2 separate regions of the Mus musculus genome follow, and region 1 is linked to region 2. A link is a loop called in an ENCODE intact Hi-C map of the cell type or tissue named here. Cell type or tissue: gastrocnemius. All regions are shown on one strand. Each heading gives the region's core, and the rest is flanking DNA. Links, peaks and the distances in the headings are about the cores only. Region 1 overlaps Akap13 (A kinase (PRKA) anchor protein 13). Region 2 overlaps Akap13 (A kinase (PRKA) anchor protein 13).

Evidence for each region. Peaks named below come from ENCODE experiments on the same cell type or tissue, not always from the same donor. Only the 100,000 strongest peaks of a DNase experiment are listed, where the experiment ranks them.
Region 1: a loop joins it to region 2, with 2.6 times the contacts of the local background. A loop is called at or near these places in 2 of 42 quality-filtered maps.

Annotation. Positions count from the first base shown.
Region 1 is chr7:75,676,295-75,688,019 of GRCm38, forward strand. Akap13 (A kinase (PRKA) anchor protein 13) reads left to right here. Exons shown (of 37, transcript NM_029332.1): 11 at 812-1,185; 12 at 3,526-3,579; 13 at 8,823-9,015; 14 at 10,919-11,027. Among named protein-coding and RNA genes, the nearest start is that of AU020206, 100 kb to the right of the region's middle. In gastrocnemius, for the core only: a CTCF peak has its summit at 6,789 (motif pointing right); no DNase peak of the experiment used is centred there; H3K27ac peaks cover 3,674 bases.
Region 2 is chr7:75,563,092-75,574,816 of GRCm38, forward strand. It overlaps Akap13 (A kinase (PRKA) anchor protein 13), which reads left to right. Exons shown (of 37, transcript NM_029332.1): 3 at 6,793-6,940. Among named protein-coding and RNA genes, the nearest start is that of Akap13, 110 kb to the left of the region's middle. In gastrocnemius, for the core only: a CTCF peak has its summit at 5,982 (motif pointing right); no DNase peak of the experiment used is centred there; H3K27ac peaks cover 1,009 bases.

The sequences.
Region 1 (11,725 bases), core at 1,854-9,853, 110 kb after region 2:
TCCTTCCTGATGCTGGGACCCTTCAGTACAGTTCCTTATGTCCTCATCCTTCCTGATGCTGGGACCCTTCAGGACAGTTCCTTATGTTCTCATCCTTCCTGATGCTGGGACCCTTCAGGACAGTTCCTTATGTCCTCATCCTTCCTGATGCTGGGACCCTTCAGTACAGTTCCTTATGTCCTCATCCTTCCTGATGCTGGGACCCTTCAGGACAGTTCCTTATGTCCTCATCCTTCCTGATGCTGGGACCCTTCAGGACAGTTCCTTATGTCCTCATCCTTCCTGATGCTGGGACCCTTCAGTACAGTTCCTTATGTTCTCATCCTTCCTGATGCTGGGACCCTTCAGGACAGTTCCTTATGTTCTCATCCTTCCTGATGCTGGGACCCTTCAGTACAGTTCCTTATGTCCTCATCCTTCCTGATGCTGGGACCCTTCAGGACAGTTCCTTATGTTCTCATCCTTCCTGATGCTGGGACCCTTCAGTACAGTTCCTTATGTTGTGGTGGCCCCCAACCATAACATTATTTTCATTGCTACTCCATAACTATAATTTTGCTAAGAATTGTAATATAAATATTTGGGGGGATAGACATTTGCCAAGGGGGTCACAACCCACAGGTTAAGAACCAGAGGACTTAGAATCTAATTGTGGTCATAGATTTTTTTTTTTAAATCAGCTTGAAGTGGATTATTACTCTTGCTTGTATCCAATCAACTATGAGGCATTGGCTGGGTCTTATAGGACAGAATATCTGCTTGGCTTGTTGGTTTCAACCCTGTGTGCTCTCTCTCTCTCTCTCTGTTACAGCCTGAAGAAGAGCAGTTACTTTGTGATACAACAGGATCCAGTTCTTCCACAGATGACACAGCTTCCCTGGATCGACATTCTTCTCATGGCAGTGACGTGTCCCTTCCTCAGACTTCAAAGTTAAACAGATCCAGAAATCATCAAAGTGCCAATGGCTTTTTCAGCCCTGGAGTCGAGGCACCTGAGAGTCGAGAGAGTGAGAGTGAGCCTGCTGGCTCTGGTGAAATGGAAGAGGAGGAGATGGACAGCATCACTGAAGTGCCTGCCAACTGCTCTTTTCTGAGGAGCTCCATGCGTTCTCTTTCTCCTTTCCGGAGGCACAGCTGGGGACCTGGGAAGAACGCAGCCAGTGATGCAGAAATGAACCAGCGGAGGTAAGACAGGGACCTGTGCATTCCATAACTCGCTGTTTGTTCTCTTTTCAGAAGTATCTGATTTAGCATTGTTACTTACTGGTTTAAAAAAAAAAAAATTAGGAGACACTATGGTAGAAGAAAGGTAACCCAAATGAAACCAGGCAGATGTGCATTCTGACTCCAACTCCATAACCTCAGTGTAGATGATGGGCAGCTACTTAAGCAGTGTAAGATTTAATTTTCTCATCTTCAGAATACTTCTTTTCAATATATTTTTGATAGTGTAGCTATTTCTGCCACATAATGAATATTAGTAAAGGATAATGCTTATTCTTACCAGATTAATCAGTGAAGTTCTTGAATCTGGAAGAAAGAAGTCTGTTAATTTTTAATTAAGTAAATATGAAATCTTGCAGTCTTTAACACATCAATGTGCTTCGGTGTCCCTTGAGAATCAAAGCCATATGTTTGTAATACAGAAATTTGATAATGTATTAGTTATCAATGTGTAATTCTCAAGAGATCACAAGACTCATGACACACACGCAAATTGTTGGTACCTTTCTATGTGTCATACAGTTTAGGGATATTTGCAAGTGATCCCATCATTAGACCTTAAGTTGGCTTGTGATCTGTCTGTTTAGTTTTATAGACCAAGTACTGCAAGGTGTACTTGCCCCAGGGCCACTTTACCTGCCTAAGAGATGCTCTCAGCCAGTAAAACAGGGTACTGCTTATTGTGTAGGGGTTTTGTTTGCTTTTGTTCTTGACTGATTTTTGGAATAAGGTCTGAATGGATGGATAGATGGAGTACAAGCTGGCCATGAACTTAACATGCTTTGCCCTCGCTGAGTCCTTGAAGTGCAGACATTGTAGACAGGAGTTATCATATTCAGCTACTAATAGTTGATTTAAAAGTTGTTATAAATAATATGATTATTGGGGAGGCTTCTTTTCCTCATTATATTATGGCTGTATAGCCCAAGGATACCATAAGAGAGCATCATATTCTCTAGAACTGGGATATCTATAACTGCAGCTGTATGGTGAAGCACCACATCAATGCTGGGAATCAAAGCCGGGTCCTTTGAAAAAATAGGTCCTACGGAGCCAGTTTCCAGACCTTCATTTATTCTTTTAATCAGCCAGCACAGATTAAGCTGCTTTTTTTTTTTTTTTTAATGTTTGGCAGTGTTCTAGGTTCTGGAGAAACAGATATAAACAAGACAGTAATCCCTGCCTTCACAGGGCTCAGAATCAGACTCTACTTCACTGGCTTGCCATTTTTTCAGACTTTTTCATAGTCTTACACCATTTTTTAATCTTCTCTGTGGTTCAAGTATTATTTTCCCCATAGTTTTGTAATAAGACTGTTGCAGACACTTTATATCCTCTACAATAGAATCTAAAATTTCTAGTCACAGTCAAGTCATTGTACAATCCCATATTCTTCCATGAAATTAGGGTGGTAATCTTAAAAAAAACAAAATGTTCTTCATCTTGTTATGCTCTGTTTATATATTTTTGAAATCTGAGGTTATATTAAAAAAAATAATTTCTAACCACTTTCCTTCCCAGTTGTATACATGTAGTTTTCTTTTCAAACCTTCATCTGGGCCTGAGGCATGGCCATAAGGGCAGAGATCACTCCCTGAAGCCCAAATCACTTCTTGATAAGACATCCTTGTCTTAGACAATGAAGGACTGATCAGGGAATGGGGATTTATTTTATAAATATCTACACAACTCATTATCGATCTGTTTGTGATGACTGATTGCAGAGGTATATATATATTTGAATTATGTAGCTCAGATGAAGAAATTGAAGCCAGATTTAAAGACTCATCCAGGGTTACATAAGGATCTTAGGCTTGTTACCTATTTGTATTTTAAGTCCATCTATCGTGCCTGTTTGAGCTTAGGGTAAAGGATTATCTAGTACTGTCTTAATACCTTGAGATGCAGTGGAGTAGTAGTTAGGTTTACCATTATATTAGTTTGACTAATTCATATACTTTTATTGTATATTTTGTTACCTAGATTTTAAAGCCTGAAGGAAACCCCTTTTAATGTTTTGAATGGCACTTTTTTCTGACCCATTTACTTTTATAACTTACTCTAATCTCCATATTTAGATAACTAATTAGCTACTTGGAGCACCAAGTAACAAAAAACCAGCACTTTTTGTCAGGCATTCGGGGTCCTGACATGTGTCTCGTGCCAGTCTTTCAGTCTCTTCCCTGTTGTGCTGGTTGTCTTTGGGATTGTGTCTCTTCTCAGTGTGACCTCTGTTTTACAAAAGCATTTGTGTGTCATGCTTCACCTCCATTGCTGACCTCTTCCGTCATTCATTTTCAGTTCAATGCGAGCTCTTGGGCATGTTGTCAGGAGACCTCCCATTCATAGGAGAAGGTACAGAGTTCACTGATTCGAACTAACCATGTCATCTTCTGAGCGTGTACTAACAAGCATCTCATCTGGTTACCGTGATCGGAGCACATTTTTAAACGTTTACTTCAGATGCAAGCAAATAAAATCTAGATGCTTTGGCCACCTAACAGGAAATACTTTCTTTAATCTAAACTAAGTCTCTTTCTCTAAATTTGTAATATACACACACACTTAACTTTTTTCTAGGAGAATTCAGGAGCTTTTTCTATGTTATATATAAATAATGGACCTTGGGGGATACTTTTCTTCTGTCTCCAGAAAGGAAAAGAAAACAAGAATAGGGCTAGAGAGATGGCTCGGTGCTTAAGAGCACTGACTGCTCTTCCAGAGGTCCTGAGTTCAAATTCCAGCAACCACATGGTGGCTCACAGCCATCTGTAATGGGATCCTATGCTCTCTTCTGGTGTGTCTGAAGACAGCTACAGTGTACTCATAAATAAAATAAATCTTTTTTTAAAAAGCAAAAAAGAAAACAAGAATAGCCAAAATATATTTGTACTTGCTCACACATAGGTTCTAAAATATTTTCAGTACATTCTTGAACAATATAAAGAAAGATTTTTGTTAGCTGGCCACCTGGTAGTAATTGGTGGGGGGAGGTTCGAGATAGGGTTTCTCTGTGCAGTCCTGGCTGTCCTGGAACTCACTCTGTAGACCAGGCTGGCCTCAAACTCAGAAATCCGCCTGCCTCTGCCTCCCAAGTGCTGGGGTTAAAGGTGTGCGCCACCACGCCCAGCTAAAAGAAATCCGCACATATCCTGGTAGTATTTTTAGAAAGCAATTTAGCATAAAGTGATACCTATTTTTGAATTGCTTGATAATTATTATCAAGTAAAAAATGAAGCTAATAAGAAGTCATTTATTTAAAACATGCTCAATTGCTTCGTTTTAAAGACTTCTTTTGTACAGCTATTGCTCATTTTTTTCCATTGTTTAAAAAAAAGTCTAAAAATCAGAAGTGTGATTCTTTTATTGTTAATTTCTCATAAAAAGAGACATTTGTAAATATGCTTTTATCTATTGGCAGGATATTTGTGAGAAAGGCAAAATAGTCATCTTCCTACTTTATCATTTTCAGATGTATCCTTTAATTCCATATTTTAGGGGAAGTTTTGATCTTAAATTCTGACATTTTCATGAACCTCAAATGATCGTGCATGATATTAGGTTGTTCTTCAGGGGAAAAAATTATTAAGTGCCTTTCTCAATAGATAGTATCTAAAACCCTTGCAAATGTTTATTGCTCTCTCTGGTAAAAGTGCTTCATCATGAACTAACATTATGAACTATATGAAGCACACACAGTGAAGGACGACAAGTCACTGCCTGCAGGGCAGCCCAAGCTCCATACATCAGACGTCATAACTTGAGCTTACAGTAGGCCCTAAGTGAAAATTACTTTTGTAGGGAGAACATGATTCATAATCAAACTTATGAAACTGAAACATTCTAACAAGTGTTAAAGAAGAAAGTTGTTCTCCAAAATAAACTGGACTTACTAAATCTCAAAGTCAAAGAACCTTATGACTTTAAAGGCTCTCAGAAATACACGTTGATTTAGAAAAAAGTCAGGGAAGGCTTAGATCACTTGCAACTTGCTGAATCCTGAAACTCGTATAACTCTGTTCTGCATCTTTTTTTTTTCCCTTTTTTCTTTTTTTGATTTTTTTCGCGACAAGGTTTCTCTATGTAACCCTGGCTGTCCTGGAACTCACTCTGTAGACCAGACTGGCCTCAAACTCAGAAATCCGCCTGCCTCTGCCTCCCAAGTGCTATTCTTCGTCTTAAATGCTTTTCACAGCATCATCATGGCTTTAGAGTAGAGGAGATATTTAAAACTACAAAGAGATCATTCTTATTTTTAAGAATTATGATTTGATAGTGCATATTGAGTTAATGATTTTCTGTTTTTAATAAGAAATCAGAGCCATGCGTGTGGTACACACTTTTAATCCGAGCATTAGGGAGGTGAAGCAGGTAGATCTCTGAGTTCAAGGACAGCCTGCTCTACAGAGCAAGTTCCAGGACAGATTGATCTGCACAGAGAAACCCTGTCAGTGGGGCAGTGGGTAGTGAAAACAGATACTTAGGTAGCCAGTTGGAGTTTAAAAACTAATAACTTCAAAGAATGGACTTCTGAGCCTTATGAATGTTTGTCAATTATGTTTCACTTTGAGTTAGTCTAATCCTTCTTCCCAGATGAGAGATGCCTTAAACTATGTATTTCTTCTTTTCCTTACTTGAGCCTTACACTGTTATTGAATCGGATTTGAAATTTGTCATACCGTTTGGAACAGCTGTAAAGGAAACTGTCACAGCATCTCCCCATCGCCTGGCTCCTTTCCTCTGCCCCAAGTCTTGTCTACCAAGCGGAGTTGTTAAAGCTTGGGGTTGGACCAGTGAACGGTTCTGCTCTCTACAGCAGTGCTTTCACTCCTGCCCGGGCTCTTTGTTATCTCTGCTGTTGTTGTTTTAATACAGAAGCACTTAGAATTTTAAGGCCCCCAAAGCAGTATTTTTTTAGGTGGCAATACTTGTGAATCAAAATTGTGACCTAGGACTACACCTTGGGCATGTGTCTCAAGGAACTAAACAAATAAGCAAATGAAGATCCTGGCCAGCGATAAAGTTGTAGGCACAGAGGACAGGTTAATATAGCTGGTTACTTTTTTGCCTGCTGTATTTATTTAACCTCTCCACCCTGGATTTTCCTCCCCTGCTGTATTGCATAGGATAAACAAGAAAGCAGGTGACCAAATAAATCTCGGGGAAAATGAATACAAAATTAAATTTTAAAAGACTTTCTATCTTACTGCCATAGAACTTTAGAAAAAGAAGTCTGCTTATCAGTGTAAAACTATAAGGAAGGTATGGCCTTTATTGTATTTGCCTTATTTTAAGCAGAAAACCCAGTGAATAGCTTCTAAAGAAGAACTATGGGTTAACTGTTGTGTAAGATTCATAAATTGTCTGGCTTATCTGGATCCATAATGGGAACATAGAAAAAAATACTGATTTCTCAGTGAGGCCCATGAGCTGTTTGTTTCCTTTCCATCCAGGCCTAGGAGTGACTGCCAGTGAGTCAAAGGGTGTGGGAGCAGGGATGGGAACATTGGCCACAATGGTGAGATTAGGAGCACCTCTCAGGGAATGTCTGCAGAGGGAGCCATGAGTGGAGTGCAGCTTTTGCCAAGGGATTAGTAGAAGAAATTCTTAAGTTTCACTTGGGGTAGTTATCCCATAAAGAGCTCACATGATCTTTCCCAAAACAATGTCTGGATGGATGTCAACTGGACAGTATTAAATTCCTGTGGTTCTTTTTCTAGTCTTTTCCTGAATTCTCAATGTTACATTCAGTTTTGTTTGTTTTAATGATCACGTAAGTCTACCTTTATATTCTTTCTTTTTAAACTGAATAACCCAAACCTATTTCCTCTTTTCTTCCTCCATTTCTTGTTTCTGCCTTTGATGTCATCTCCAGTATGAGCTGGTGTCCCTCTGGTGTGCAGTACTCGGCTGCCCTGAATGCTGACTTTAATATCAGAAGGTATAGTATTTCATGTCCAGCCACCAAACCAGGAACCATAAAGTAAGACTTCTGGCTTTGGGCTATTGCTGGCTTCTCTGTGGCTGGAATGCACATGGGCAGCCTGCGATATTTGTAAGCATAGTATACCGCTGCCGCCTTCGCTGTGGACACCACTAACCCAATTACAGGACTGTGGCCTAGGAGCAGTCCCCACTGCTGCTTTGTTTCTCTCAAGTAGCAATAGATTGCTGTGGTCTCGGCATGAACCTTCATTCTGTGCTGTAAGCCCTTGCCTTTGTCTTTCAAAGTTCCCAGATTCTTAGACAATGAATCAAAACAGCTAATAGGCCCTGGTTCCTATTATACTGTCAAGTCCTACATTTAGGTTCTGAGTTTAGATGCCTCATCATTTCCTATTTGTCTTTTGAGTTAGGCAGCAAGATAATTATTAAAATGCTTCCAGGATTAAGTTTTGTGGTGAGCATAGATGGGGTTTTCTCGGGCTTTTCACATATTTCACAGTGGAAAACTAAATTTCTTAACCTAGGTAAACTTTCTTCTTATGCCTGGTGTTAAAAAGAAATGGTTCCACAGACACATTTAGTTGTAGTTCATTATTGCTTCTGTTGTCATACTGAAATAAGAACAACAAATGTGTTAATAGTTTACCCACTGGAGAAAATAGGGGCATATGGCTTCAGACCATAAGTAACTTAGGGAGAAAACAATAACCCTTTGGAGCCGGCATCTATGAAGTTAATTATAGCAATTGACTGTACCGTTGTCCCAGAACAGAAGTAACTATATAGCTTCAGTATACATCCAAATAAAGTTCCAGCTGGCTGCTAATTGAAAACACAATCAGTTACAACTGTATTCTTCTTTCAAAGAAGTTCTTTCAGTGTAGTTATAGCCGATGTGTGCATTATTCTAGTTAGCAACTCCAAAGAGGGTAGACAAGATAGCCTTCTTCTTCAGCCTTATTTACAGAAAGTGACCTCAAAATCTGCACCTCAGAACTCCCTTTTAAAATTCCAAACCCTGGTACTTTTCTCAGCATTTATGCCCCAGTGTTTTATGTGTCTCTCTGCAGCCAGTAATGCTCACTAAGCCATCATCTGGCCAGGTGTGCACAGATGGTGTGCTCATTAGTGAAACCAGAGCTTTCTGGATAGAAGTGTATCCAGAAAGTTGTTAGAGTCAACCAAAATATAATTGAGTATCGTTTTATCAAGGTCCACACGGTAAGCACACAGCCAAGTCACTCACTTCCCATTCTGAAAACTCCTTGTGCTTGTGCTTTGTGACATTTGGCATTAGATGAGTCAGATTCTGGAAAAATTACTTTTATCACATCAGTGAAAGCATACACACACATAGATGATAAGATAAATATGGTCTGTACATATGGTATATTGAGAAAACAGCTGAGAAAATGATGATATCTGATTCAACATTAGATAAGTTGAATGAAGTAGGGAAATAAATGCATCTGGTGTTCTTTTTCAGCATCTAATACCACTGGGGCAAAGATGAGTGGTACTTATCTGCTCTGCCTTCTTGTAGATACTTTGAGTAGGAAACATAAAAATAAATATACAAGTTAGAGGGATATTTGTAACCTCCCATTCTGAGACCTACAAACAGTGACTGAACTATTGTGCTCTGTGTTCAGTTTCAGTCTGGAAGGCTTGACAGGAGGAGGTGTTGGAAATAAGCCATCCTCGTCTCTAGAAATGAGCTCTGCAAACTCCAGCGAGCTCAGAAACCCTTTCGGTGGTGAGGAACAGAGAAACTCTTTGATGTCACTTTCAGAAGAACATCTGGAGCCAGACCAGAGACAGCATCATAGGATGTTTGATCAGCAGGTAAGGCTAAAATAAGTATGGAATGCTGATGGGTGTGGTAGTGGAATATTACCCCCAAATATGACCTCATTTTTGTGCTTTTTATTAGTACTAGTAAATACTAGTACTTACCTATTAAATAGTATCTTCAGTTCTAGCAATAACACGCTTTTAGAACTAAACATGAATATTTAAAAATACATCAGTTGGTCTGGAGAGATGGCTCAGTGGTTAAGAACACTTACTGCTCTTGCAGAGGACTGACATTTGGTGCCTAGCACCCACATAAAGTGGCTTACAGTCATCCATGACTCCAGTTCCAAGGACCTAGTATCTTCTTCTGACCTCCAGGGGCACCAGACATGAATGTAGCATGGATACATGCATTCAGATAAAACACTCTATACAAAAATAATAATAAATATAAAATATTATTTTTTAAAAAGAATACATTAATCTATACAGATTTAAATATTCCATCACAGCAAATGTTTTAGGATTAGGAATGTATTCAGTTCATTGTAAATTGAGTTTTAAAGTATATTGCATGTCATTATTAAATTTAGCAATTTGAAAATCCATGCCCCATGGTTATTCCCTAGAGAAAATATGGTCTTTGTGTCAATCATACTGCTCAAGAAAGTCTGTTGATCCCTCCCTTACCTGTGAGAGCTTCATGCCCCTGAGAAGTTTGGCAGATGACCTTTCTTTTAGTAAATGGTACTAATTATCATTGCTATCTTTCTGACTTAATCTTTCTAGATGAAGTCAACACATCTAGATAAATATCCGCATTTTTGTACCATGGTGTGCTGTGCTGTGCTGTGCTGTGCTGTGCTGTGCTGTGCTGTGCTGTGCTGTGCTGTGCTGTGCTGTGCTATGCTATGCTATGCTATGCAATGCATAGTCCTCATAGAGCTTCCATCTTACCTTTAGTTCCTCTTGTGCACAGCCTCAGAGTGGGTGTTGTGCTGCATGTATCTTTCTGATCTAGACAAGTTGCCTGCAGTCAACTTCCTCTTAAAAGTCTGCTGTTCTCGGAGGTCATTTTTCAGACCTCACAGTTGTATTTGAAACATAGCAACTGTTTGCCTCAGATTCCATGGTTACACATGGAACAAGCTCTAAATAATCAGAAATCTCTGGCCCAAATGAGTGAGTGCATGCTAGGAGGAGACGTTCAGTATCTCAATTTGTGTGAATCAGAAAAAGGCAGATTTCATCTTGTGAGAGTATTCGAATGAGCTGTCTCAAAATGAAAGACACATGAGACCCTTATCACCAGAAGTAAAAAATGGTTGCTTCCGGGATGTTAAAAGGAGCCTCTGCTTTTGCTTGGGCTACATGGCTTTTAAAATGCTATGGATTTAAATTGCCAGTAACTACTGAGGAAGTTAAGTTACTAAATTGCAGTCACCCTGTGTTCATGTACAGTCAATCTAAGAGGAAGTGAAAGAGATTTCGCCTCTTCCCAGATGCAACGCTGCTTTGCTACTGCTCTTGAACTGCTTTCTGCTCACATCTCAGTTTCCAAGTCCTTATAATCAGAATAACAACATGTCCTATTGTCAATCTCTGAAGACAGTTTGATTTTTCAAAGCAGCAGTGCTCTATGTAATTTGGTACCTCTGATGAAGTTACTTACCAGGTTGTGTGACCAGCAAATACCTAGTGAGTTCTTACTCAATTTGAAACCTTATTAAATGCTCTGAGGGATGGAAACCCACTGTAAATGGTGAATACTCACCAGTTCCAGGAGGAACAAGGAGGCTTAGAAAGCTAAGCAGCTAAGTACCAGTTAAGTGGCAGAGGCAGACTGGATTCCACTTCTTCCTTCACTAAGTTGGGTCAATGCAAATTCTGCACGTCTATATATATGAATATGTACTTAGAACTCATCCTCCATTTTTTTTTAATTTTGTAGACATGTTACAGGTCTAAACAACAGGGATTTAACTACTGTACATCAGCCATTTCTTCTCCATTGACAAAATCCATCTCATTAATGACAATCAGTCATCCTGGATTGGACAGTGAGTATATTACTTTTTTAAAAAAATTAAGTATACCTTAACTACTTTTCTTATCAATTTTCTTATTTTGGGATCTTATTAACTTCTAAAATGTGTCTGCTTCTTCTTTGGACTGTCTTTATACTTAACCATAACTGCTAAGATATCAGTTTTTAACCCTTCCTCTTGGTATATAAAAGCCTCTTTGATGCGTACATTATATTCATTATATTGTGGAGTTTAAATATGACACTATTTTTAAAAGGATTTTTTAAATAATTTCAGACTTGAAAATGGGTAAAATGACTCTCACTGAAGAAATACCTAGCAAGAAAAGTACATGGAAAAAATATCAAGAACTTGTGCATTCTTCCCTCAAATTACCAAATGTTACAATATTTCATATTTTTCCAGAATACTCCCTTTCTTTATCACTCTCCTTCAGAGCGTAGGTTTCTGTACCCCTAAGTAATTTAATATGTCTCTTAAAAACAAAGATACCTTTCTTATTACCTGAATCAGGGGATTAATCCTGATCAAATTAATCTAATATAGACACAGTTCAGTTTTTCTCACCTTTTCCTGGGTCCAGGATCCTGTCTAAGAACAGATGTTAAAATGAGTATTTATGTCACAGTAGGCTCCTTAAATCTAGAAATATTTTTCAAGTGATCTTGCTTCTGCTGAACTTCACAGAAGACAAATTAATTCTAGCAGTC
Region 2 (11,725 bases), core at 2,270-10,269:
AAAGATATGTTGTAGTCATTATGTTATTTTATCTTTAATATTTCATTATGTATTCGCTGAAGGCAAGGAACAAGGATACTGTCATATGATCAAAGCATAATTAGAAAAACCCAGGAATTTGAACATTGATACAAAATTAACTATGTAAATCTTATTCAAGTTTTGCTCGTTGTCCTAATAATGTAATAACAATTATAAAACAACATTCAGACCAGGATCATGCATTGTATATAGCTGGGAAGTCTTTTAAAAATATATTTATTAATTATTTGAGGATTTCATACAACATATTTTGATCATACTTATTCTTCTTCCCAGCTCCTCCCAGATTCACCCCCACCCCCTATCCATTCAACTTGTTCTCACTCTTTTTTTTCTCTCTCTTTTTTTAATTAAAATTTTTTTTCCTGGGCAGTGGTGGCATGTGCCTTTAATTTCAGCACTTGAGAGGCAAAGGCAGGTGGAGCTCTGAGTTCAAGACCAGTCTGATCTACAGTATGAGTTATAGGATAGCCGGGGCTACACAGAGAAACCCTGTCTCAATATTTTTTCCCATAACATATATTTTGATGGCGTTTTTCTGTTCCCTAGATCCTTCCCACCTCCTTACCCACTCAACTTTATGTTCTGTCTCTCAACCACCACCAAAAAAATACAAGAAAACAAAACAACAAGAAAAAAAAATCCAAGAAATAAGACCCTCACAAAAATGAAAATAAAAACAAACAAGCAAAAAAAAAATCAATAAGACAAAAAAATGTTAAAAGAGTCCACAAAAATACCACTGAGTTCATTTTCTGTTGACCAACTACTCCTAGTCAACCCTTAAGCGTGGTTGATATACCCAATGAGAATGTGTTGGAAAAAACCTGATTGTTCTCTTTGCCAGTGGGTATCCGTTGCAGACAGCTTCTTGATTAGGGTTGGGACCCAAAGTCCACTTCTACCTTTCAGTACTGGCATCTTGTCCATCTTGAACCTGTGTAGACCATTTGTGTGCTGCCAGTCTTCATGAGCTCATACGTGCATCAGTCCTCCTGTGTCTGGAACATGCTGTTTCCTTGGAGTCATCTGTCAACTCTTAGAATCTGTCTGCCTTCTCTTCCACTTCGATCCTTGAGGCTTGAGGGGAGAGGTTTGATGAAGACATCATGTTGAGGACTGAGTGTCACTCTTTGCTCACTGTCCAGTTGTAGGTCTGTGGAAATTCCCATCTACTGCAAGGAAGAGCCTCCCTGATGTGGCTTGAACAAAGCACTGATCTGTGGGTACAGCAGCATGTCATCAGGAGTCATTTTACTGCTGTGTTCCTTAGCAGAAAAATAGTAGTAGGTTTTTCTTAAGATTTTTGCAAGGCTTGGGGAGATGAGAGAAGAATAATGAAAGCAAATAGTGTGCTGAAATGTGATAATGAATCCTGTTAACCTTGCATGCCAATTAAAAAAGGGAAACTGCCACAACAGACTCCATGTTGTCAAAAAGTGGAAAGATGACCTAGCGAGATGGCTCGATGAATAAAGTGTGCCATCTGAGTGGAAGGCTGGGATTTGAATCCCTAGAACCCAGACGAAAGCTGAACCCAGAACCCAGCCTGCCTGTAGTCCTAGTATTTATAGCCAGGGATAGCGGCTTCCTGATGCATGATGGCTAGCTAGACTAGCCAAATGGATGAGGTCTGGGTTCAGTGATAGACCCTGCCTCAGTGAATATCGTTGCTTCTACATGCATGGACCCACACACATAAAAGCGTACATCTTGGCATGTATGCCCATTTTTAAATGCCCCCAAATTCAGAAATAAGACAAGCTCATTAAAAGTGCCTTTTTATTCTCTAGGAAGAACTGTTCTCAAGTTCTGGTGGCTTTTCCCAATATGTACTAGGTACTTTATAATACAACTGTATTATAGATGAAAATTATATCACTGAATAAAAGGATTTGATAGAGTTTACAGTATTACAATATTGATTTCATAATTGTCTCATAAGTACTTTAGACTAGAATTTTTGGAACTTGAATTTATTTTGGGGATTTAGAATATTTGCAGAGAAGCGATTAGACTTGTTAAACATCCCATATGTAAAAGTTTGAAACCAGAAATGTTCCCACATCCAAAGCTTTTTGGTCTTTTGTTGTTGTTGTTGTTTGTTTGCTTGTTTGTTTTTTGAGACAGGGTTTCTCTGTGTGACCCTGGCTGTCCTGGAACTCAATTTATAGACCAGGCTGGCCTCAAACTCAACAGAGAGCCTTCTGCCTCTGCTTTCTGAACGTGAGGATTAAAGGTATGCACCACCACCATATTCCAAAACATTTTTATTAAAATAAAAGTATTAGTTACTTTTCCTCCATCAAGGTCAGACTTTCTGAGCCTCCTTAGACAAACACCACCAACAACTGGAAGCCAAGTATTTAGTATCTGAGACTTTGGAGGGCATATCATTCACACCACCACAGGGACAGACTGGTGAACCAAAAAGTTACCCTACAGGTGGAACAACAATATGAACTACCCAGTACCCCCCAGAGCTCATGTCCCTAGCTGCATATGTATCAGAAGATGGCCTAGTCGGCCATCATTGGAAAGAGAGGCCCATTGGTCTTGCAATCTTTATATGCTCCAGTACAGGGGAACGCCAGGGCCAAGAAGTGGGAGTGGGTGGGTAGAGGAGTTGGGGGGTATGGGGGACTTTGGGATAGCATTGGAAATGTAAATTAAGAAAATATGTAATTTTAAAAAATGTTTAAAAAAGTTTTCTCTGTTTTTGGAGCCTTTCAGATTTCTTGACTAGGCAAGCTCCATGTATAATGTTGGTGCTGTTGGAATGACGGCCGATGCAGTTGCTGCAAGTGCTTTTTTTTCATTTCTTTTTTAATCAGTCATTGGATTCCTTCAGTAATCTCATGAGCTAAGCAGCATTACTGTCCTTCTTTACAGCGCAGGGTATGTAAGTAACATACTGCCAAGTTGAAACAGGTAAAAGGGCAGCGCCTTAGCTGGGCCTGCTGTGGAAATTATTCACCTTCCTGCCTTTTGCTGACCAGGTGGAAGGACTTGTTGCTTCTAAAGGGGAATAAAAAGCTCTCATAATGGTTACTGTCAACCATTGTCAACTTGATAGAATTTAGAATCACTTGGGATATGAGCCTCTTTTACCTATGGAGATTATCTTGATTATATGAATTAAGCTGGCGAGACCAGCCCACTGTGGGTGGCACGGTTCCCTGACTTAAAGGGAGAAAGTGAACTGAGCAGTAGTAGTTTGTAAACATTTGTAAACATTTGTTTGCTTTTTGTTTGATGGAATGTAACCTGCTGCTTCACGCTCCTGCCTCTGTGACTTCTCTCCCATGATGTATTGTAACCTGGAACTGAGCTAAAGAAATAGCCCTTTCTCCCTTAAGTTACTTTAATCAGAATTATTTTATCACAACAGGAAAAGACAGCCCTTGTTTTGTAGCATTTGGCAATTTTAGTAACATAATTTTGCCTTTAAGGGTTGATTTTAAGCTTTCCCTCCCTTTTTACTGAGGCTGAATTGGCAAGCAATGAATCCTGGGAAAAAATGTTAGTAGCACACTATTATGTAAATGTTCTTCCATATGCAGACCATAATGTAAATCTCAAGATATTATAGTATGATGTAGCCTTAATAATACAGGGCTTTTAGGTATTATATATGCTTTTAATTAATCTATTTTAGTTATTTGTAAGTTTAATTTCTAATAATAATTGTGCTCTGCAGTTGGCTTATAGAATTCCCAGAAATTTAACAGCTGACTCTCATGAGTTGGCCCAAGCTATTGCCATAGTCATCTTACTGCTGACCAAACTTACCTTCTGATATGTGTGGCCAACATTATATAAGACATCAGTGATTTCTCTCTTTTACCATTTCTTCCCCCCAAATTTCCTTCTTCATTTTCCTGTATCTCTATTTACCCTGTTTCCCACATACTGTCTCTTCAGTCCACTTCTACAGTATAATTAATTCACTTCTGAAATGCATAGCTCTTTTCCATTCTATTACTTCCTTCCCCCAAGTTATTCCTGCTTATTGAAGAAAGGTCCTAGGTGACTAGTATTTTGTGGAATAGAGTCTTTGCCAAGGTCTTGTAGAGAGGCAATCTTTGGTATGGAAAAAGAACACATATTCTTGGAGTTCTGGTGGAGAGTCAGAGTTAAAACAGTTTTTATCTAAATCATAAGGTAATTCTTGCATTGCTACTACTACAGTAACTTCTGTATAAGTAAGTAAAAGATGTGGGCAACTGAGACGTCCCACCATTTATAATTCTTTAGTTTTTTTTAAATCCTTATATTAAAAACCCATTTTTATGGATAATTAAGCAGTTTTTTTAATCACTATACATTTTTATTTGGGAGATCATCTATGCTTATAAGATAATGCCTAATATAGACTACCTTTCTCATTAGTTATTGTGAAATTATGGCCCTAAAAATGATCAAACTCAAGTATACACTTCTCATTAATGAAGAGAGGGAAATTTTTGTCTTTGTAAGGGCTGCACTGTTTCTTAGGCTTATGTTGCTGGAGATTGATGGCATAGGTGCAGTCTTTTCTTGTTGTTGGGTCTGACTAAAATAGTAATTGAGAATATCTTGACCATTATTTTTGTTATTCAGCTCATCTGTGTAGTTAGCAGTGTGGCAGACTTGTTAGCTGTTCAACCAGACTCGTCAACCTGTGTATTCTGAGAGTTGGGCCTAGTTTTGAACAACAGAGTGATCGATCAGAGCTTCTCTCACAGAGAGTAGAGATCAAGTAACCAGTCACCTGGATAAAAGTTCTGACGGAGATCTGAGACTCTTCTCCTACATACAACCAAGCCCGCGTGCTTGATCTTTCAGAGTCATCTCCAGTAACACTAGGTAACTCGTGAACTTCCATAAAATAGGAGTTCTATGCACCTGGGAAATGTGGAGTGTGTTTGCTCTCTGTTACTATTAGAGGGAATCAACTACATTTAGTTCCAAGTGCCTTTGGAACTCAGCCTTTGAATTGCCTTGAGGTTAGTAAAGCTTTGTTCTCTTCTCTTGGGTATAGGTTAAAAGTATGAAAACAATTCAGAATTTAGTAATTTTGTATTAATGCTTTGTTAAAAGGATGTCAGTTGCTTTTGTCAGCCACCTCTTGCCCTCATTGAAAGGAAGCCCCAAATTAACTAGTAAGGGCACAGACAGAACCTCAGCAAGAAGACCCTCCTCATGTGAGAGAAGTTCTGGGGTCTGAAAAGAAGGATTCTGTCTTAGAGTGCCAGTTTAGAAATCTAAGTTAGAAATTTCAGTTAGAAATGCGAGTGGACTTCCTCTCGTGTGAAGGTGTAGGCAAGCGTGTAAGTGTGGATGAATGGGCACAGCTGTGGCATGGAGTTACGTAACAAAGCAAGCTAGAGGCAGAGGGTGTGGGCCATAGGTCTTAGTTTCCAGCACATGAAGGAAAAGATGAAACTTCTCTGGTTTTATTTGTAGAACATGAGGGGTCTTCAGTACCTACAGAGAATGGACTGTTCTCATTGTGCCTCAGACATTCAAGCTGATTGGCTCATACTAAAGGATGACATTTCTCTGGTTTAAGCCTTTTAAAATCATTTCCAGAGAACGGCGTGTATGTAAGGCCAAACTACAATTTGGAGTAGTGATCAAAACTAATGATAATTCATTTCTGACCATAATAGCTCTGTGTTATGGTGCTTTGGAGTGTTCCAGTTATAGCCAAATAAGTTATGGCTTATTTGGGGTTATGGTTCATTCTGACTTATGTGTCGAATTCGGTGGACTTGAGCACTGGGTATAAAATAAAAACAACATTTATGCTCCAGGAAACACTTTGAACTCAGTCTATAAAGTCAACATGCTCTTAACATTTATTAAACTTAACCTTAGGTTTGATGATATAATTTTAAGTTTTCAGCATATATCAAAATGCTGCCTTCTCTACTGATTCTGGGTTTAGTAATGTGGCCACAGGGTGGCATGATTCCCTTACATACCTTGTTGTTGATTAAAATGAAAAAGATGAAGACATACAAATTAAATGATAATTCTTTCCCCAATTTTATGTTAAAATGTCCAGGTTTTTTTTTCCTAAATTGATGTTTCTGTACTTCATTATTAAGATTTGAAGAATATTAAATCTCAGTACCCTAAGCTTTGATGTGTTAAAGGTTTTTTCCCTGTTCTTGTTAGCTTATGGTTATAGCACAAATTATGTTTATATTTGAGAAGAATGCTAATTAGGGCTGCATGTCACAGTGTATATTTAACTACAAGCTTTAGCTTTTTTTTTTAAAGCCAACTTATAAAAACTGATAGAGTATTTGAAACTGGCAGACAAAGATGTTTGTCATCCTCAATAGTTGTGAAGTTGTTTGCATAGTTACTGGCATGACACTTACCTCGTTTTAAAGGCTTCCTGGAAGGCTGAGTGAAGGAGGAGAACAGGGATGTCAGATGATCGAGAGGCACAGGCTATTCAAAGTGACCTTTTATTTAAATAGATGGGAAGTCCACTCTGCTCATGAGTTTCATATAGCAACTCTAAAGGCAGAAGGGTTGTTTCCATTTATACAAGTCCAGGAAAGTTAAGTTTGATGGATCTAAGTCAATCTTTGTAGGTGGAGTTTGAATGCACACGTTACCATTTCAAAGCAGATCTATATACCCTCACCTTTGTTGGGAAATGGATAGACTTAGTAGTAATTTATGAGATGTAAAATTTAGCAGGCTCCCAATAGGAACCTTACTAATACAGACTTGTGGACTCTTTTCCAGGGCGATTGTGTTGTTACAGTATTGCTTGCTGAAGAGGACAAAGTTGAAGATGATGCTATTTTTTACTTGATATTTTCTGGCTCTACCCTCTATCACTGCACAAGTACCCGGAAAGTCAGTTCTGATACGTTGGAGACAATTGCTCCTGGTAAGTATCTAAATGGTGTCTTTTCTAGCCTTCATCAATTATTTGTAATTTTGCTCTTTATTTTGAGACCAAGTTTGGTAGCAAACAGCTAAACCTGGGCGTGAAACTCTGTTTCTTACCTCAGCCTCCTGAGTGCTGGGATTGCTGGCCTATATAATATACTGGGCTTCTTTATTCTTGGTGGGGACGGGGACACACGCACACATATTTGGTTAGTATAGAGTAATAGAAGGAGCAAAGCAGAGTGCTCACCTAACAGCTGTTGTTAGATCTTTAAGTATATTGCTAGTGCTTTTGTTTGCTCCACACACGTATGAACCTACCTAGAAGTAAAGTGACATTACAAATTGAAGGGTATCAGTATTAGGATCAGCAAAAAAAAAAAAAAAAAAAAAAAGGAACAAACCCACTAATTTGTTAGAGCTTGAGAAAACTGAGAGCTACATGGGAGGTATACATTCTCATGTGATTATCATGATGATGCTTCAGAATTTATTTTATTGTGAGTTTCACAGTGACAAAACCAAAACAGAAAACCTAATTAATAATACATACCTCATGTCTGGGGTGCACAGTGTCTTTGTTAATCCTGAGATTTGAAAGAGAAAGACTAATTCTACCATTATTCTTTAAGGAGAAATAATGAAGCTATCAACATTATATAGAGTATTCCTCCAAATTTTGAAGCAAGCTTTATTAAATATTAAATACTGACTTGGTGAATTCTGGCCGGGTCCACTCCCTGGAATTCCTAGCTGAGAGGCCCACGACACTTGTTGTATGTCTTTTTATGGACAAAACCATTCAACCACTGTATTTTCCCATGGCTTCATTGTTATTTTCTAAGAACTGCAGCTCCCAGAATACAGAAGTTACCTCCCTTGCGTAGGTGGGGTTTATGGGTTAATTTTGGGTCTTACATATTTTACATAAAGGCAATGCCTTGGACTTACAAGCCATAGAACACTATGGAGTGCTGGGCTACTTACCACTGCATTTATAAATGTAAACACGATTTAAGAAATCAATTACTAGTCATCGGGGCACTGCTATCAACTTCCTGTTGGGAAGGGAGAAGGGTTCTCTAACTAGGAGTCAGTCCCTGGGTAGACTCCTGCCAGGAAGTGAAATGAGATTAGTCGTATGGATTCATTTCTTCTTAATTAGAATTTGTGATTAAAATTAACCCCCATTGTGTGTGTGTTTCCCAGGAGCGCCCTAGCCACACCCTCTATGGGTGTCTATTTGTGTTTCTTGATCCTGAATACTGCTGCCCTAGTGTTCTAATCTGACCAGAGTCAGCATTGCACTCTGATACTATTTTTGTCATTCTTGACTCATCCATTCACTTGTAGCTCAGAATACTCAATTTTTATTCTCTTTTATCAGCTTTTCCCTTACTGAGGTCTTCTATTCTCTATTGTTCTTACTGATTCAAATTTTCTCTCCTCAATAGCCTCATTATTCCTCCACTCGCCTAATTTCATTGATTTTTGATAGGAAGTGCCCAGTTATGTCAGAGTTCAGAAAGACTCTCGTGTACCCACTGGAGGGTAGGGGTAATTGTGGCATCACTTCAGCATGCGGATCTCTGTTGTACTCTGGATGGTGTGTGAGAAACTGGTAGAGTCTCCCAGCTGCATCCCCCTGCTTTGGTCATCATGTTTGAGACTTTTTGTTTACTTGCCTCTTTCAGCTACTGTCATTGGATTCTTGTAACATTTTGTAATTGAGGAGTGGAGATGGATATTGAAGGCTGTGGGTCGGGTACAGAACCCACACAACTTTTAACACCTCATTCATATCATGGGATTAACTTTATAACCCAGGATCAAACTGGCTTCGGTCCGCTCTTGCGGTCATCTTAGACTTGTGTTTTTCCTTCCCTTAGGAACTTCCTCAGCATGCTTTTTCTAAAAGCACTCCAGTGTATCTGCACACCGGCCTACTTCCTGGACATGCTCGAACACTTTTCTATGCAGTTAGCTTCCCATTCACTGCATGTTTAGCCCATCGCCCTTTTATTTCAGCTAAAGTGTTAGCTTCATAAGGGCACGGGTTTGTTTTGCATGCCCGTGTATGTTAATTCAGCTTTTCTAGGAATCCCTGCTGCTTGGTGGACATTGTTTCACCTGAGCAGACATTCTAGAAAGGTGCCTGTCTTACCCTCCCTTCCTCTTCCCTCTTTGGGGAACTACAAAAGGAGTTTAATTTCTTGAGTTGAATTCTTAGCCTGTCACCAAGTCTGTGTCTCTTCCCGGGGGTGACTTTGATGGTTTCCGTGAGTCAGTGATAGTGATAGCCTCCGACTTCCTGTCTGTTGAGGGCCCTTGTCGGCCAATCAGAATTCTTGATAGAAGTCTGTACAGTGCTTTGGCATTGCAGTTACTGGATAAATAGTCACTGGTTTTTTTGTTTTGTTTTTTTTTTTTTCTTTTTTTTGGTAGCAGGTGTTCCTGATAGGGCTGTCTCTGTGCCCTTTCTGCTTATTCTAGGGTGAGCCCTGCCATTTCCAGTCATCTGAGTTCTAAGAAGAAAAAGCTTTGTGCCTTGTTCTCCCCTTTAATGTCATGCTTTATTCAGATAGCTGGCTTTGGTTTTTCTTTGAGTTCTCTGTATGATTCATTGTCTGTGTTTTGCTACATTTAGTTCTTACTAAAACCAGATGATTGATTGACCTTCAGAAAGCAGCTACATTTTCATGCTAGTCTGTCACCTTTTATCAAATATTTTCTGTAAATAGGTTGGAACAATGAGACATTTCTAAATTATAGGAAAAATTCTTCCATCATGTAAAACAGTTATAAGCGTCCTCCTCTTCTAATGTTCGTCTTTTGTGGGAAAAGGTATTTTGAGAGGATCTCGTTGTCACCACCCTGTCCCACCTTTGAGCACTGAGATTACATGGGTGAGCCACCAGGACTGACTTATTTTCTCCTTTGTGTGTGTGTTTCTGATAAGAATCTTACAGTAAAAGGAGATTATAAAGCAGGACGATTAGGCGGCTAAGACCGTCCTCCGCCACTTAACAAGTTTGAGAATGATCCAGGCTATATGAAATCCTGATTCAAAAGGAAAAGGGAAACTATAAAGAAGTTATAAAGGCTTTTAAAGCAGTTTTTATTGCTTTCCTTTCTTCTATTGAAGTCTGGAGATATAATATAGTTCATCTTGAGATAAATAGCATAGAGACTCGTCTACTTTTTATGTTTTTGGATATTTGAATGCCTTATAAAGCGCATACTATGTATGGTATATAGTGACATTTAATGAAAATATTTCAAAGACTTTGAAACAATTTCTTATTCTTAAAATTAAACTCATCTTTACAGTAATTAACATTAGAGACTGGCCGCAATTCATAATAAAATGCTCCATTCAAAATAACTTTGAGGCTAGAGGGAGTCAGAAGGTAAAAATGCTTGTTATACAAGTCTGACTACCTGAGTTTGCTCTCTGGAATCCAGGATGGGAAGAGAGACTTGGCTTCCATACGCAGCCTTCTGACCTTCCTCAGCATCCCTGCTTTCTCCTCCTCCAGTAATAGAAAGTGAACAAAATTTAGAGACTTTCAAATGGCTGCTTGAAGAATATCATTTCAGTTTTATTGAGCCATCTATCTTAAAGGTATCTTAGGATGTGTAACAAAGTTTGGGGGTTCACTTTTACTAGGCAGTTTAGACAACGCAAATTATGATTTTATCATTTACAAATGGAATAGGGATTAGTATGTTCAGTACACTGTGTTGTGAAAGGCTTTGGTATAGGCTATTTCTAAAATCAAATCATTTTAGTTTATCTATTAATATATTTCTAGAATCAAAACAAAGGCTTCTGTTTGGTAGTAAAATTACAAATTTTCACTGATGTCCAATTAGACTCAACACTTACACACTTTTCTCTTGTTTCGTATTTATCCAGGATAGCTGGCCATGTAAGGATAGCTGGCCATGTAAGGTAGTTTCATTGTGAAGTGAAAAGAAAAAAAAAAATCTATTATATTTACAGGTACCTTTTAGCTAATGAAAACTTAGAGCTTAAATCTTACAAAGTAGTCCTATGTTTATAGCACCATGTAATTTTTATTTCTTGTGAGCCAAGACACTCTTTAGGAGCAAGGGTTGGTTATCAAATCAAGAAGTATTTTGAAATAAAAAGCTACGAGCTTTTAATTTGCACAGTCAAGAATTCTTATAATTTCCCTTAAGTTATCAGTTACTATTTCAAACTGAACACTTTATAATAGTCTATGTAATCCAAGTATAAGATAATATCTTTTTTTTTCTTTCCATTTTTTATTAGGTATTTAGCTCATTTACATTTCCAATGCTATACCAAAAGTCCCCCATACCCACCCACCCCCACTCCCCTACCCGCCCACTCCCCCTTTTTGGCCCTGGCGTTCCTCTCTTTCCAGTGATGGCCGACTAGGCCAATAAGATAATATCTTGACAGCTTTGAGTTTGTCTATTGAGTTTGTTTTAAAAAAATCAAATAATGGAAAAATTTTAAAAAATAAAAATTTGGGAAAAAAAATCAAATAATGCAGTTCATATAAGGGCTGCCCTGGAAAAGCAAACCAGGAAGTAGTTGAAGAGAGGAAAAAGTGCCCACCTGTGTGGCTAGCAGTGATGATGCTGTGTTAGATATCATTTCTACATCTTGTACCCGTGAGCACTGCACCGTAATCCTAGGGTGTTACAGCGTGACTGATAGATAATAAATCAGTGTAAATTGGATCTTGGTGTGTGTGGGGCGGGGGGGGGGGTTCTTATTCTTCGCATA